Linked DNA regions of Homo sapiens: region 2 is linked to region 1. The links are chromatin loops, found by intact Hi-C in ENCODE. Cell type or tissue: B cell. All regions are shown on one strand. Region 1 overlaps SAA2-SAA4 (SAA2-SAA4 readthrough). Region 2 overlaps PTPN5 (protein tyrosine phosphatase non-receptor type 5).

Region 1 (8,000 bases):
TGTATTTTGGGGTGACATTCCCTGGGTTCCTTTAGTCACATAGCTACTTATTTAATAAATGTTGATGGTACTGGTATAAAAATAGACACGTAGACCAATGGAACAAAATAGAGAACCCAAAAATAAAACCCCATACATATAACCAACTGATCTTTGACAAAGTCAACAAAAACATACAGTGGGGAAATGATACCTTATTCAATAAACGGTGCTGATAAAAGTGGATAGCCATATGCAGAAGAATGAAATTTTATATCTCTCATCATATATATATATACTCAAGGTGGATTAACAACTTAAATGTAAGACCTGAAACAAAAAATTCTAAAAGAAAACCTAGGAAAATTCTACCAAACATTGACCTAGTCAAAGAATTTATGACTAAGATCTCAAAAGCAAATGCAGCAAAAAAATATATACACAAGCAGGACTAAACTAAACTAAAAACTTCTGCACAACAAAAGAAATAGCCAACAGAGTAAACAGACAACCTAAGAACGGGAGAAAATATTTGCAAACTACTCATCTGACAAAGGACAAGTACCAAGATTCTACAAGGAACTCAGACAACAAGAAAAAAGGAAATAACCCCATTAAAAAGCGGGCAAAGGACATGAACAGGTATTTTTCAAAAGAAAACATACAAATGGCCAACAAAATATGAACAAATGCTCAACATCACTAATCATCAGAGTCACAAATTTAAACACAAATTTAATCACAAATTAAAACCACAATGAGATACCATCTCACACAATCAGAATGGCTATTACTAAAATGTCAAAAAAACAACAGATGTTGGTGAGGATGTGGAGAAAAGGGAATGCTTATACACTGCTCATGGGAATGTCAATTAGTACAGCCTCTGTGGAAAGCAGTATGGAGATTTCCCAGAGAACTAAAAATAGAGCTACCATTTGACCCAGCAGTCCCATTACTGGGTACTACCCAAAGGAAAATAGATCATTATATAAAAAATATACCTGAATGCATGTATTTATCACAACACTATTATTCACAGTAGCAAAAATATGGGATTAACCTAAGTGTCTTAGGTTAATCAACGAATGATTGGAGGGGTGTGTGTGTATGTCTGTATACACATATATACACCATAGAATACTATTCAGCCATTAAAAAGAATGAAATCGTATCTTTTGCTGCAACATAGATAGAACTAGAGGCCATTATCTTAAGTGAAATAACCCAGAAAGTCAAATATCACATTTTCGCACTTATAAATGGGAGCTAAATAATGTGTACACATGGACATAGAAAGTGGAATAATGGACACTGGAGACTCAGAAAGATGGAGGGCAGAAGGGGGCCGAGGATTGAGAAATTACCTGACAGGTACAATGAACTCTACTTGGGTGATGGTTACACTAAGAACCCAGATTTCACCATTATGCAATCTATCAGTGTAACAAATCTGTACTTGTACCCCCTAAATCTATAAATAAATAAATGAATGAATATTTTAAATAACAATAATAAATGCTGAATGAACACATGGAAGCACATTTCTGAACGTTTGAAATAATTCCTAATTCAATGACATGTTTAAAAATAACAAGCAGCTCAATTTGCATGTAGCATGAGGCACATTAATTAGTCATAGGAGATAAGACTGAAAAGCTTGGATACCCTATTAGTCAGGGTTCTTGAGAGACACAGGACAAATAATTTATTTGTGTATGTATGTATGTATTTATTTATTGTAAGGAATTGGCTCACAAGATAATTGGGGCTGAGAAGTCCCACGATCTGCCCTCTGCAAGCTAGAAACTCAGGAAAGTGTAATTCAGTCTGAGTTCAAAGGCCTGAGAACCAGAGCAACTGATCACGTAAATCCAATTTGAGGGCAAGAGAAGATGAGAGGAGATGTCCAACTCAAGCAGTGAGGCAGGGGAAAAGGGAGGCAAATCTGTCCTTCCTCTATTTTTGTTCTATTCAAGCCTTCAACAGATTGGGTGATGCCCAGTTGCATTGAGAATAGCAATCTACTTTATTAAGTCCAATTCAAATGTTAATCTCCTCTGGAAACACCCTCACAGACGACCCCAGAAACAATGTGAATCTGGGCAGCCTCAAACCGACACAAAAATAAATATAACAGTAGGCTGGGCTCAGTGACTCATGCCTGTAATCCCAGCACTTTGGGAGGCTGAGGCAGGCAGATCACTTGAGCCCAGGAGTTCAAGACCAGCCTGGGTGACACGGCGAAACCCCATCTCTACAAAAAATATAAAAATTAGGCAAGTGTCATGGCGCACATCTGCAGTCCCAGTTATTCAAGAGGCTGAAGTGGGAGGATCTCTTGAGCCCCGGGAGGTCGAGGTTGCAGTGAGCCATGATCATGCCATGGCACTTCAGCCTGGATGAAAGAGGGAGATGCTGTCTCAAATAACGAAACAAAACAAAACACAACTATAACAAAGAGCAATGCAATTTCCCTTTCTCAAACTTTTCTAACAGAGAGAAGCATGTTAATTCTTACTGAGGAAAACCAAGTAATTAATAAAAGGTATTTGGGTGTGCCAGAGCATAGGTATTAGGTGTGACTTTACAAATTATAAATTCCTGGGTAAACCAAGCACCTTTTTCCTTGGATACAAATTTCGATTTAAAAATTTTTTTCTTGTTTTTTTTATACTTTTTCTTCCTCTGAACCTATGGACTATATTGAATTAAATTTTTTTTCAAATTATAGATTTCAAGAAGGGGAGTGATTTGGTCCTTTACAGACGGATGAATGAATTTCTGTATCCAAATGTTGCTTCAGTTAATTATTTCTAGTAATAATATGTTGATTGCAAAGTTTTGAATATCTACAAAGACTAGACTTTGAAAGCTTGCTTTATTTGACTTTGAAAGCCATTCTTTCTCTCATCCTCCCTTTCTCTCCCTCCTGCCCCCCAAAATCTACAACTTCAGTACTTGTGACAGAAATCTAATTGTAAGCATTTACAATTGCTATTGTAATAATAGCATTACAGTCTTTTTTTACAACTTGGGGTCAACTCAGACTTTACTAGACTGAACACTAATCTCAACAGTGCATTGAGTCTGCTCCCATGAGCCAATCTTCCACGCCTCTCTCCATCTTATTTATCTTGCCCTTGCCTTGTTTTGGCATTGGCACATCTTTGAGACTCAGACTCAAACCTCCTATACCTCCTATACCTACACTTCTATTAGTGTCTTTTGATGAGAACTGTATGAGAAAGTTCTGTTGTAAATAGTTCTACTTTATATCCATACATTTTCTTCCTCCTTGACAAATAAATTTGTCTTTACTCTGTAAATATAATTTTATAACTAGTCTTCTCACCTTAGGAGTCCTCCTCAATCCTTTTTCAGAGAAAAGGGGTATGCCAGTTATCAGTTTCTTTATTTTCAGCTCCACACCCACCCCTTTGTCCTATTTGTGATGCTGGAGCTGGACCCTGTGAACATTTCTCCTTTGCCAGTTGGGCATGATGTTAATCTTCACCCATAGAGGGCGCTAGAGGGCCAAGCAGGAGATGAAGACATCTTTTCCTGTTCTTTTGTGCTTTGCTTCCTTTCAGCTCCTGCAGTACTCTTCTCCTGTACAGGACAACCAGTGGCACTTGCCCCAGAGATCTGAGTGGCATCCCAAGGCCAAGACAGTTTCCTGACAATTTCTGTGGCACCTCAGTAGGATGTCCATGATGTTTACCAGCAGCCCACTTATTTTAATCAGCTTGGGCTGCTGTAACAAAATAGTACAGCCATGCTGTGAGTTGGGGTTTCAACATATACATTTTGGCAAGATACAGTTCACTCCAGAGCACTGCCACTTCCACAGCTGGCTTCCCAGGGGTTTTGATAACCTATCTCCTGCCCCCAAGCAGTTTCCCAAATTTGTCACAGGAACCCTAGCTGCATTCCCAGAGTTAAGTTACACCCTGGGTAGCTTCCTGCCAAGTTTCATTAATACCTCAATGGAGTTCTTATATGTCAGTTTTGGCTTGAAGGACCCAGTAAACTATTTGCCATCCAATGTCAGTCTTGTGAGGGGCCCAATCTCAAATTTATACCTTCTCATATTCTGTACTCTTAGAAGTTAATGCTGCTCTCAGTTAATAATTCTTTATATTAAAATTTCCCTTTTCAAATTACTGCCTGGTTTCTGTCTCCCAAAGGGACCCTGACTGATAAAACAGTTCTTCTCTATCTGGCTCTCTCTCCACTGCCACCACTTCCACAACTTTGATCTAGTTAAGCTCCAGAAACTCAGAAAACATTCATAAAAGGAGTCGCATTACATATTTAGACTTGAAAGAAGGCAATGAAAATAGAGTGGAAGAGAACTGCATTGGAGGTATTTTTTAGATGGAGTGGGTAGAAATTCATTAATGCCTGGATTTGTAGGTGTTGCTGAGAAATGAAAGGAAGACTCGGGTGGCAGTCGCTGAGGCAGGACTTCACAATTCAATTGTCTGTAGCCCCTGCCTCCAGAAACAGAGATCACTGAGGAATGAAGAACTGAGGGACAGAGAAGGTAACAGGAAATAATTCACAGGAGATGAGAAGCCTGGGCAAGGAAGGGACTGGAAATAGCAACAATGTAACCACAAAGGTCTGGAAAAAAGGAGGTCTAATTTGTGGAAGGGTTGATGCAGGTGTCTGCACTGTGACTACTAAGAATGTCTCCTCACATCCAAACACATAGGCCTACCTAGGCTCACCCTTCATGTGGGTGTGCATTGATTTCCCTTTTGTACCAAACAGGCAGTCAGCACCAAAAGAAGAACACACTGTTTCAACAAATTCCACCTCTTAAGCATTTATTAGATGCCTATTATATGCCATATCTCAGCTTCTCTGGACATAGACCTCACTAACTTTGTATCCCTGCCCCGAGGGCCTCATAGCCAGGTCTCCTGAGAGCAGAGTGAAGAGGAAGCTCAGTATTTCTCAGGCAGGCCAGCAGGTCGGAAGTGATTGGGGTCTCTGCCACTCCTGCCCCATTTATTGGCAGCCTGATCGGCCAGCGAGTCCTCCGCACCACGGCCTGTGAGTCTCTGGATATTCTCTCTGGCATTGCTGTAGTCCAGGCAGGCAAGAAGGAGATTAATCATCAGGCCAGTGAGCAACAGCTCACCCTCCCATTCTCCCCGTTCCAAGGGAGGGCTCAGAGAGGAGCCCAGAAAGGCCAAGGAAGGAGGAGTGAAAACACTGACCCTGCCTGGGCACTGCCCCATTCAGACAGGCTGGGCACCCCTAGGCTGGATGAACAGCACCCAGAGGGGGAGGGGGAGGAATCACTCACTCCTACCATCCACTCAGACCCTCACACTGAGCACAGAGGCAGAGAGAGGGCAAGAAGAGGAGGGACCACAGCCTCTAACTTCTCCACAAGGAGCTCGTCTCCCTCCTGACTGTCCAAGGCAGGCAAGCTCTGCTCACCCAGCCCTAACGTCCCAGGAGCTCCAGTTACCTGATCACTTCTGCAGCCCAGGCACCCCCAGGTCCCCTTTTGGCAGCATCATAGTTCCCCCGAGCATGGAAGTATTTGTCTGAGCCGATGTAATTGGCTTCTCTCATGTCAGAGTAGGCTCTCCACATGTCCCGAGCCCCTGGAAAGGAAAGGAAAGGCAGAAGGGACATCAGGAGAACATAAAGACTCCAACAACACCTTAGAGGGGAATGAAAGAAGGACAAATCTTCCACTGACTTCAAGCTTTCAGCCTGTGATCATAGCAGCCTTGGATACCATGGGTTGAGAAGCACATTCCTTTATCCTAGTTGGCTTCTTCAAGTGCCCTGGTGAAGAGCCACTGCTATAGAATGAAGCTGCCTATGATAAGATCCAGGAGTGTATATGAATGAGGTGGTGACATGGAATACTGATGCTGAGAAAGGTGGCAGACACAGAGTACTTCTGCCCTGACTACTAAAGTATATATTCTTGCAAATGGAATACATGTCATTGTGACCTGAGTTCCAGTGACTGTTAGGAGCATAAAAGTCCCTAAACACTTTCTCAGTAGGCTGTACTGATACTGTGGGTTGCTTGAGGAAGCAATAGAGCAGCGGTTCTCCGCCGTGGTTGCACTTTCTTTTTCTTTTTTATTTTTTTAGACGGAGTCTCACTCTGTCACCCAGGCTGGAGCACACTGGAGCAATGTAACTCACTACAACTTCCGCTTCCCGGGTTCAAGTGATTTTCCTGCTTCAGCCTCCTGAGTAGCTGGGATTACAGGTGCCTGCCACCACGCCTGGCTACATTTTCATATTTTTAGTAGACACAGGGTTTCACCATGTTGGCCAGGCTGCTCCGGAACTCATGACCTCAAGTGATTCATCCACCTTGGCCTCCCAAAGTGCTGGAATTACAGGCGTGAGCCTTGGCTGCACTTTCTAATCACCCAGAGAGAAACTGAAAGTCCCAGTGCCCAGGCCACACCCCAGGCCAGTTTCTGCAGACTCTGCTGGGGAGTTGAAGGCATGGGTAGTTCAGGTGATGCCAAGGTGTGTCTGAGATTCATAACCATCAACCTCTGGGAGGTGGTCAGTGATGCGTCTACCTGGCAAGAGCCCTGACCTCAAGCACAGCCGGGCTCAAACCTCTGCCCTGCCACCTGCTGACTGGCAGTAAGTCCCTGGGCATTGGCCTCAGCTGCTCTAAGTCTCAGCTTTCTCACCTTCACAGAAGGGATGCCTGCCTCACAGAGTCATTCTGAAACTAGATGAGAAAATGCTGTGGTCCTTGTGGGGGCTTGAGGCACGTTAGTTCCCAGCTCTTGTCAAGAAGGCTGGAGAAGGAAGAATGGAAACAGAACAAACCAGGAAGGGAGCCCCTGACAGAGCGAGGCTAAAGAGCCCTGTACATTATCCAACTAGGAAATCGAAGGAGGAAGGAGAAAGAAGACAGAAGAGTCAACAGCCTTAGTCATACTCCTATGCGATTTATGCTGAGGGACATTTTATACCAATTGCAGGCCTTATTTTGCATCTTCTACTCAAAACAAACAGCTCAGGTGCTCCTGGAAAGGATGATTGTTCTTTCTCTGAGTAACTGACAACAATCCTCGACTCTCTAATCTGTTTAGCAGCTCCCCAGGCACATTGGGCAGCACAACCTAAGGCAGCGGCTCAAATCTTAAGGAAGCCCAAAAATACCCCGTGTGCGTTGTTACTGGATGCCCCGTCCCTTACGGCTCAGGAGATGTGTTTTTGATACACCTTGCAGCGGCTTCTGAAATGTGATCCATCCACTTAACACATCCTGAGAAGCTGCACTACGGGGAAAGGGGATATTCCCAGCAGCTCTGAAAGACTCGAGACAGGCAACCCAGCAAACCCTAGTTCCTGGCAGGCCTCAGCAACGCAGACACTAGCAACTCTGTGGTTCAAAAGCAGCCTTCCGAAAGCATCATTTTCCCCAGTTTATCAGGTCCAGGGCGATGTTTCTCTTCAGAAATCCTGCAAACCTTCTGAAGCCTTACCATCAAAAGCCTCGCCAAGGAACGAAAAGAAGCTTCGGCTGCTGACACTCAGGACCAAGGAGCAGAAAACCAGGCCCGTGAGAAGCTTCATGGTGCTGAAATGAAAGGAGAAGTCAGGCAGTCGCCCACAAGACTGGCACAGCTTCCCTTGGGACTTATATTCCGACGAGAGCCTGGTTATTTCCACTGGATCTTATTAGAGTCTCAGTGGCTCATCTAGGAAACCTTGCAGCAGGACCTCACTCAGAGCCAGAAGCCCTCGGTTCTGAACCCATCAGCCCTGAAGCCTGACTGCATAAGAGGATGCCAATGTGGCACTGATGGAGGAAGGCAGGAGTTACCACCAGACTGTCACTCCCTCAAGTAGCCTATAATTCCCCATAACGCATTTACCGTGTGTTCCCTCTGCCCCGCACAGAACTCAACATGGGATAAACACAAAGCAGGATCATTATTTTTTATTCTTAAAGCCTTTAGCACCTGGTATTCCCAGGTGTTCTCCCATCCAAGTACTACCAGGCC
Region 2 (8,000 bases), 490 kb after region 1:
ACACGTGGCTCCAAGATAATACATGTTGCCAAAGAGTCATGCATGCCCTCCTGATGGGCTCTCAACACACGCATGGACATGGGAACACACGCAGAGCAACACGCAGTGAGACTTCTGGGAAGGCTTTCCCACAGTGACACAGAAAAATGTCTCACGTAGATCTGGGCTGAGTCCCCACCCAAACCTTGAGCTCCCCTCCCCTCCCCAACAGGGCCTAGATCCTCTGGGTTCTCCATGCCCCATCTGCCCCCTACCTTGCCAGTGCCTCACAGGCTGGGCACCCTCCTGAGAGCATCTGACACCCAGAGGCCACCCTGGCTGTGATGCCCACTCCAACCTAGAGAACTCTCCCTCAGCTGAAAGCTCTCTGGTGACCTTCTGGAGCTCCCCATGCCTAACTCCCCGTCATCTGCCTTTTGGGAGAAGTGCGGGTGAGGCCGAGGCAGGCAAGTCCGGTTGCTTAGGGGCTGGAGCTCATTACCCCTTCCTGGCTGAGGAGACACAGTGTCCGGTACAGAGGGCAGAGATGGATGGACAGACAGAACACATTGCAGCAGGACACAAAGTGTAGCACGGAAACATTCTGGATCAGGTATTGATGGAACCATCGTTAAAAACTGGAGCCCGGGGTCTGCGTGGTGTGGGTCAGGCCCCGGGGCCCCAGGCCTGGCCTGGCATGTCCCTTCCCGACCCTGCCCCCCACTCCCCAATATGTACAGTAGGAAGAGCAATGCTGGAGGGTAGGGGTCAGGCCAGGCTGACAGAGGACAGAGGGAGCTGACTGAAGGGGAGGAAGCGGGGAGCAGGCCCAGGACCCGAGGCAGGGCCCTGGGTGAGGGCCGAGACTCAGGCTGGGCAGTGCCCAGAGAACCTTGTAGGAGAAGCGCAGTCATTCTGGGGACTGGTGGGACAGCTGCTTTTCGTAGAGGCTCATGACGTGGTGCACAAACTGGTACTGCTCGCATGTCTGGATCATGCCGCCCCTGCCCGGCAGAGATGCACAGTGGGGGCAGGGTCGTGGAGGGATGGGCTGTGGGAGGTGCCCCAAAAGCCATGGAGTAGCAATCACTTGCCAGGCCTTGCCCCTGTGCGTCTTGGAGAGACCAACCCTTGCCAACCATTACCCTCTGCCCCTTCCTATCAGGGACACAGATGACATGTCCTACCACTTTCGGCCTCTGTCCTTTTATCCACCAGCTCTGCTTTTCTTCCCTCTTCATCTGGCCCCCCACTGTCTGGATCCTGCCCCTCTACCCAGCTGTCCTCGCTACTCCTTGTCTGCCCATCAGTCCGTGCCAGTGTTTTCCATCTGCCCCTCACCCCCCGCCCATGCACATGTGGGTCTCTCCCTCTACCCGCTCGGGGCTCTAGCTCCCTTGTGTGTCCCCACTCCCGCCCGTGGGCTGACCTGTCCTGACGGAGCTGGCACGTGGTCTTCAGGATGTCCACCACACCCTCCTGCCGCAGCTGCTGGCAGCAGATGCTGGTGGCAATGAAGCAGCCGGTCCTCCCAATCCCTGCACTGAGGGCCGAGGGGACCGGTGGGGTGAGGGGCAGGGCAGCCCAGCGGGTGGGGGGCTGCCCCGCTCCAGTGGCTGGCTGGGAGGACCCACCTGCAGTGGACGATGATGGGGGCACAGTGGGGCCCCTCCTGCTGGGCTGCCTCCTCCACCTCCCGCACCAGGTGCAGGAGTGGGGGGGCCCGGTCTGGGGTCTTCTGGTCGGGCCAGGATGTGAACCAGTAATGCTTCAGGCCTCGCTCCTCAGTCCCACTCTGTCGAGGAGACAGAGGCCCACCCCAGGTATGTGTGAACTCTTTCAGCTCACAAACCAGCCCAGAGATAGAGATGAGATGGAAGGAGGAAGAACACAGGAAGAACACTGAGAGTGGGACCCCTTCACCCTTCCATCTAGGCCACATTGCCCAGTGGCACCAGACACAGACCCAAAGCCAGCTTGGTTTTGGGGGTTGGTCAGCAGCGTTGGCATGGATCTTGCCTTTGGTCCTGCCCCAACAACTTCAGGATCATCCAAGAGGGGCCAAGAGCCCCTTCTCCAATTTATTACTATCTCCAGGGTTCCTTATCTTAACAAATGGTCCCCCAGTCATCCCTTTGTCACATAACCCAGCCCCGGGACTCTTCTTCGCCTCTTGCTGTGCCTCGCCTGCGCCTGCGTGACTCGCCTCTATCTTAGTGCTGCAATTAGTGCTGCAAGTTTTACCACCTCTTCACACTCCCCGCTTCACTGCCACCTTGACCTTTATCATTGCTCGAGTGTGGGAGATTTCTGCCTCATCCCCAACTGTCTCAGATCCACAGAGTCAAAATAGTCTGTGTACAACACACATCTGGACATGCTGCTCTCCTGCTGAAAACCTGTGGCTTTGGACTGAATGTGTGTGTCCCCTTAAGTTCACATGTTGAAACCAAATCCCAACATGGTGGTATTTGAAGGGAGGGCCTTTGCGAGGTGATGAAGTCATGAGAACGGAGCCCTCACGAATGGGATCAGTGCTCTTACAAAAGGAGCTTTCACTCCTTCTGCCACGTGAGGACATGACCCTGGAAGTGGGTCCTCACCAGGGTCACGGTGCCTTGATCTTGGACTTCCCAGTCTCCAGAACTGTGAAAAATAAACCTGTTGCTTACAAGCTACCTGGTCTATGGTATTTTGTTATAGCAGCCTGAGCAGACCACAACATCCTTCAATGTCTCTCACTGCTCTCAGAATAAGACCCACTCTCCTCAGTCCTTCACCTGGCTAGGAAGACAACTGCTACAGGGCCTGCCCTTCCAGACACACCTCCTGCCCCTGCGTACTTGTACTCAATGCTCCCACACTCCAAAAGGTTTGTAGGTAAAATCTCAGCAGCACACACAAACACATGTGCACACATACATGCACACAAGTGTTCCATCTTCCATGTCCTTACTTTTATTATTTTCTCACTGGGAATGTTCTCCTGACTTGTTTGCCCCTGGTCAACTCTTACTTATCCTTCAAGACCCCATTCAGCACCACCATGTACAGGAAGCCCTCCCTGAGCACATCAGCTGGCAGAGTGTCCTTCTTTTATACATATATATATACACACACACCTATATATATATTTATATTTTATATATATTTTATATATTATATATTTATATTATATATATTTTATATATAGGTATAATAGGATATGTATATCATATATACATACATATATGATATACATATCCTATATTCATCCAATATAACATCATATGATATACATATCCTATATTCTATATACCTATCTCTAGCTCAGTACTTACCATCTTATACAATGCTTCTCAAGGAAAGAGTCCAAGCTTTGGGAAGCTCTGTGTTCACAGTATCCAACCCAGAACCAAGCTCAGGCCAGGTGCTCGTAATGTCTTATGGACAAAAGTAAATTCCCTCAAACTCCAAGATGCCCTGGTTCTTCCCTCATCATCTCCATGGCATTGAGAAGGTGAGCAGCCCTGCCTCATCTCAGCCTGTCTTTCTGGGGAATTTCTACTCAGGAAGCCATTTTCTCAAGTCCTGAGTTACCTGGCTGTGACAGTGACCACTACTTCTGCTTTTCACTTCCTGGCCCTTCATGCCCTCCAACAAGACCTGGATCTTAGAGCTGCTTGTGGGGGCACTGCTCTTGGGGGCTGAGATGCTCTCGACACCCTACCTGGCCCCTATTCAGTGGGAGAGGGAACAGCTCAGAGGGCCAAGTCTCCGGTCTTGTGCTCAGTAACCCCTGTGGCTGTCAGCATCAATGAACTTCCTTGGCTGCTCCTGGATAGGGCATCAGCTTCCTGATGCCTGGTTCACCTCTTCCAGCCTTTGGGGTTATTACAATTACAGCCTTCCCTAAACATGGGTCTTATTTCTCACAAACAGAATCCACTAATCCCGATTTCAAAGGAACAGTCTCCTCTATTATGCTGATCCTGGAGGAAGCACAACTTCAGGGTGGGAGGATACCTTCTCCCACTCTTCTGGGCTGTTTTGTATTGCTCATATTTTGTGTGTCTTCCTTTTTCTTGCTGTTTTCTGTAACCACAGCCCCCTGTACAACCCCAAAGCAGCAAAGAGTGCCTGCCCTCTTGTGGACAGATTGGGCACTACAGGCCAGAAGCCCAGGATCCCAGGTGAAGAGATGTTTCTAAGGAGGATCTCAAAGTCATGATGAACCCTCAATTATAAGCACAGTGCTGGAGGCTGCTGAAGTCCCCTCATCCAGACAGTCCTGGCCTTGGGTACATTTGAAGCATAGCTAGAATGCATTATGAATGACAGAGTAGAGAGACAGAGAGAGCCCAACAGCATGAAATGTAACTGAGGACTGGGAAATGCAAGGGGTTTGATTCTACCTCTGGCTCCCAAGTCCATTCACCTCTCACTCATCCGTAATTATCAGAAAATCTGGGAGTGACACTGGCTTTTATGTCAGTTACAGTGGACTTGGGGGACCTGTTCTCTGTGGAGCCCCCAGTTAAGCCCCTACACTCATCCTCAGCTTCACCCAGCCCTGCCCCAGGCCTCACCTTGAGGGAGATGAGTCGCAGCCGGTAATCCTCCGTGTGAATGACTTTCTGCACAGTGATCTCAACACCGTCGTACGCCACCTGCTCCTCCGGCCAATACTCGGTGCATTTCTGCAGGGGCCCAGATCAGGCTGCCATACAATCCTGTTCCCTTCCCACAACTCTCTACACTCTCTTCAGGGCCAGCGGAGAGATACACAAGGGCAACAGGGTTGCTGCTACAGAGTGTTGGGTTCAAATCTCAGCTGCAAACTCTATAAGCTACTTCCGTTTCCTGAGTCTCAGTTTCTTCCTCTGGAAAACAGAAGTGCTACCCATCTGAAGGACTTTTATGGAGATTCGGTTAAATGGGCCCTTATGGGTACAGGAGTAGCCAACATCTGTCCTGGCAGGCTGGGAGGCAGCAGAGTGCTGTGTTTAAGGTCACGGGCACTGGAAGTGGAGAGGCCACCTCCAGGCATGCCTCTATCTGTGAAGCCCGGGGCAAATGACTTAACCTTACCGAGCCTCACATCTCCTCATCTTGGCAGCGGAGTGAACACCGCCGACCTCTTGAGATTGTCATAAAGATTAATTTGAGAACAAGATACTTAGTGTAGGGCGCAATGTAGCAGACACTTAGAATGGGGACGGGGGTCCCTACCTCGTTCATCTCCTCGATGTTGGTGATCATGACAATGATGGGCGTGTGCTCCTGCCACACCATGCGCCAGAAGTCGGCGACCGTGCTGACGATGGGTCCCTGAGTGGCGATGTACACCTTCTCCTCCCCACCATAGCCCTGCGGCCAGCCAAGTCCAGGCTGTCAGGGTCAGAGGCAGTGCTCCCAGGACCCCATCCCCACACTCAGGCTCTTCACAGGAGCTGGCAGGAGCCAGACTGGTGTAGGGACAAGGCTGGAGGATGGATCCCATCGACTCAGGCCTCCCCTTGAGCAAGAGGCCGTCAGGGTGGGAATACGTACCCGGATGTAGTTGGCATTGATGTAGGAACTCAGAGGGTCGTCAGGGTCTGGTGAGGTCAGACACACTCTGCTGTGAGGGTCTGGGGTGGTGGGAGACAAGTAAGGCTGGAAACTGGGCCCTCTGGTGCAGGACCCACTTGCTCTGGCCTATTCCAGCATACCCACACTTCTTCTGCGACATTAGCAGTTCTTCCTTCCCTTGCCCAGCAGCAAAACATTGACCCATTCATGGTTCATTTTGTAGGTGAGGACTCAGGATGAGGAGGAGGGTGGAGAGAGAGGGGGGTCCCCGGGTCTCTACCTCTGTCTCTATCCTTAGCCTGTGCCTCTTAAGTTGCCCTATACTCACTGCATCTTAGCTTCTGGAGAGGAGACAGCTAAGTCAACAATGGAATTACCTAGGGAAATTCCTGTACAGATCTTGTTCAGCAAGAGACAGCTAGCTTGAGTACACACTGTCATTGACTTGCTGTGTAGGCTTGTAAAACACATGGCCTTTCTAAGCCTTAGTTTTCCTATCTGTCAAATGGAGGCAAAGATGCCTACTTGCTTGGGCTGTTGGGAAGATGAATGAGAAAAGAGATGTGAAAGTTCTGTGTAAACTGTAAAGTGCTTTATAAATATAAAGGGCTGTTAAGATTCGGGAGTAGAAAGTTGACGGAGGCTATTAACATGAAAACGATAGTCTCCTCTATCTGGATTAAGACTGTGGGGTCTCAGCCTCATGTCCACATATGCAAAAAGGTTTTTTTTCCTTTCAATTTATTCACATGTCAAATCCCATAGTAAAAGGGTCTCTGTCACTCAGCTGGAGTGCAGTGGCACGATTATGGCTCGCTGCCGCCTCAAACTCCTGGGCCCAAGTGATCCTCCTGCTTCAACCCCCTGAGTAAGCAGGACTAAGCCATGAGCCACTGCACCTGGCTAAATTTATTTTTTTATTTTTATTTGTTTATTTTGGTAGAGATGAGGTCTTGCTATGTTGACTAGGCTGGTCTCCAATTCCTGGCTCAAGTGATCCTCCTACCTCGGCCTCTCAATGTGCTGGGGTTATAGGCATGAGCCACTGTGCCCAGCCCCCACTCTGCTCTTCTTCCTGGAGTAGATTTTGTTTTGTTCCAGCTACAGCCTCTCTGCATTGACTATTCTGTCAGCCTGCAGAGGCCAAGACTGAGGTTGTATGGGGTAAGGGGGAAGCTGGCTGGGGCCCCAGATTCCTGGGTTCTGGTTTAGTTTTGTCATCAGCTCACTTGTCCAGGCCTCAGTTTCTTTCCTATAATAGGGAGGACTGGACTAAAGGCACTTCCAGTGTGCACATTAGGAGGCTCTCACAGGCAGTATAGGGGAGTCATTAAGAGTCTACACCGCTGAGCCAGAGAGGCTAGGTTCAAATCCTGATTCTGACTTACTAGCAGTGTCAACATGGACAATTTACTTTATCTCCCTGTGCCTTATCTGTAATCTGGGGATGGTCATTCCACAATGACCTTGCTTATCTTGTAAAGGAGTTAACTTTAACAACTAGAGTCCTTATGCCAGTAACTAGGACCAACACGAAGTATCAGTTGCTGTTATTCCTGACATTATTACAAGTTCCACAAGTTAAAGGATAAAAAGAAGGATCCTAAACCCAGTAGGAGAAATTGGGGAGGTAAAGGGCACAAGCTTCGCCTCTTTAGCCCAACCCCAATGTCTAAGGTTTTGGCAGGTGATTTGGGGCAGTTCTTGTGAAGAGGGGGTGTAGAGGGTGGCAGGGATGGAGAGGAGACAGGGTAAACGGGAGGGGGGCTTTTGGGGGACCTGCAGCAGAGAGGGGCAGGAAGCTCTGTATGGGCCGTCTCCCTTCTCCTTGTCTGCAGGCAATGCTGTTCTGTCAGATTCACGTGCACAGTGCAGGGTAGGGAGTGGTGAGTGGTGAGGCTGGAGAGGAACCAGGCGACAAAGGGTCTTATAAACCAGGCTTAGAAAGCTGGATTTAGGCCGGGCGTGGTGGCTCAAGCCTGTAAGCCCAGCACTTTGGGAGGCTGAGGTGGGCGGATCACTTGAGGTCAGGAGTTGGAGAGCAGCCTGGCCAACACAGTCAAACCCTGTTCCTACTAAAAATACAAAAATTAGCCAGAAATTGCTTGAACCCAGGAGGCAGAGGTTGCAGTGAGCCGAGACTGTGCCACTGCACTCCAGCCTGGGCAGCAGAGTGAGACTCTGTCTCCCCCAAAAAAAAAAAAAAAGCTGGACTTAAACCTGAGGATTACGAGGGTGACAACAATGATGGCATTTAAGGAAGAGAATGACACAATTAGATTTGTTTTGCCTCATTTTGGTGACAATGGTAGAAGATGGAGAGGAGAGTGTGGAAGCCAGAAGACCAGTTAGAGGTTTACTGCAATGATCCAAGTAAGAAGTGTCAAGGATCACAGGGCTGTCCAGCCTGGCACGGCTCCAGGGGGCACTTATGTCAATGTAGTCTATGTAAATTGTGTCCCCTGGAA

What was found. Hi-C counts contacts between places; a loop is a spot of excess contacts. Peaks named below come from ENCODE experiments on the same cell type or tissue, not always from the same donor. Only the 100,000 strongest peaks of a DNase experiment are listed, where the experiment ranks them.
Region 2: a loop joins it to region 1, with 8 times the contacts of the local background. A loop is called at or near these places in 17 of 110 quality-filtered maps.

The regions. Positions count from the first base shown.
Region 1 is chr11:18,240,443-18,248,442 of GRCh38, forward strand. It overlaps SAA2-SAA4 (SAA2-SAA4 readthrough), which reads right to left. Exons shown (of 6, transcript NM_001199744.2): 2 at 7,479-7,573; 3 at 5,468-5,606. The coding sequence starts at 7,569. It overlaps SAA2 (serum amyloid A2), which reads right to left. Exons shown (of 4, transcript NM_030754.5): 2 at 7,479-7,573; 3 at 5,468-5,606; 4 at 4,798-5,073. The coding sequence starts at 7,569. The coding sequence ends at 4,935. It also overlaps the pseudogene RNA5SP333. Among named protein-coding and RNA genes, the nearest start is that of SAA2, 4.2 kb to the right of the region's middle. RefSeq lists enhancers at 3,340-3,634, 3,765-3,814 and a silencer at 3,360-3,654. In B cell, CTCF peaks have their summits at 3,509 (motif pointing right) and 3,710; DNase peaks (open chromatin) are centred at 3,509, 6,079 and 6,667; H3K4me3 peaks cover 410 bases; H3K27ac peaks cover 574 bases.
Region 2 is chr11:18,728,045-18,736,044 of GRCh38, forward strand. It overlaps PTPN5 (protein tyrosine phosphatase non-receptor type 5), which reads right to left. Exons shown (of 15, transcript NM_006906.2): 10 at 5,512-5,591; 11 at 5,191-5,328; 12 at 4,548-4,658; 13 at 1,614-1,774; 14 at 1,409-1,522; 15 at 1-983. The coding sequence ends at 890. All of the region lies in intron 2 of IGSF22-AS1 (IGSF22 antisense RNA 1), which reads left to right. Among named protein-coding and RNA genes, the nearest start is that of IGSF22, 5.9 kb to the left of the region's middle. RefSeq lists enhancers at 3,436-3,515, 3,546-3,685, 3,871-3,990. In B cell, CTCF peaks have their summits at 4,112 (motif pointing left) and 4,313; DNase peaks (open chromatin) are centred at 3,627 and 4,087; H3K27ac peaks cover 551 bases; H3K27me3 peaks cover 259 bases.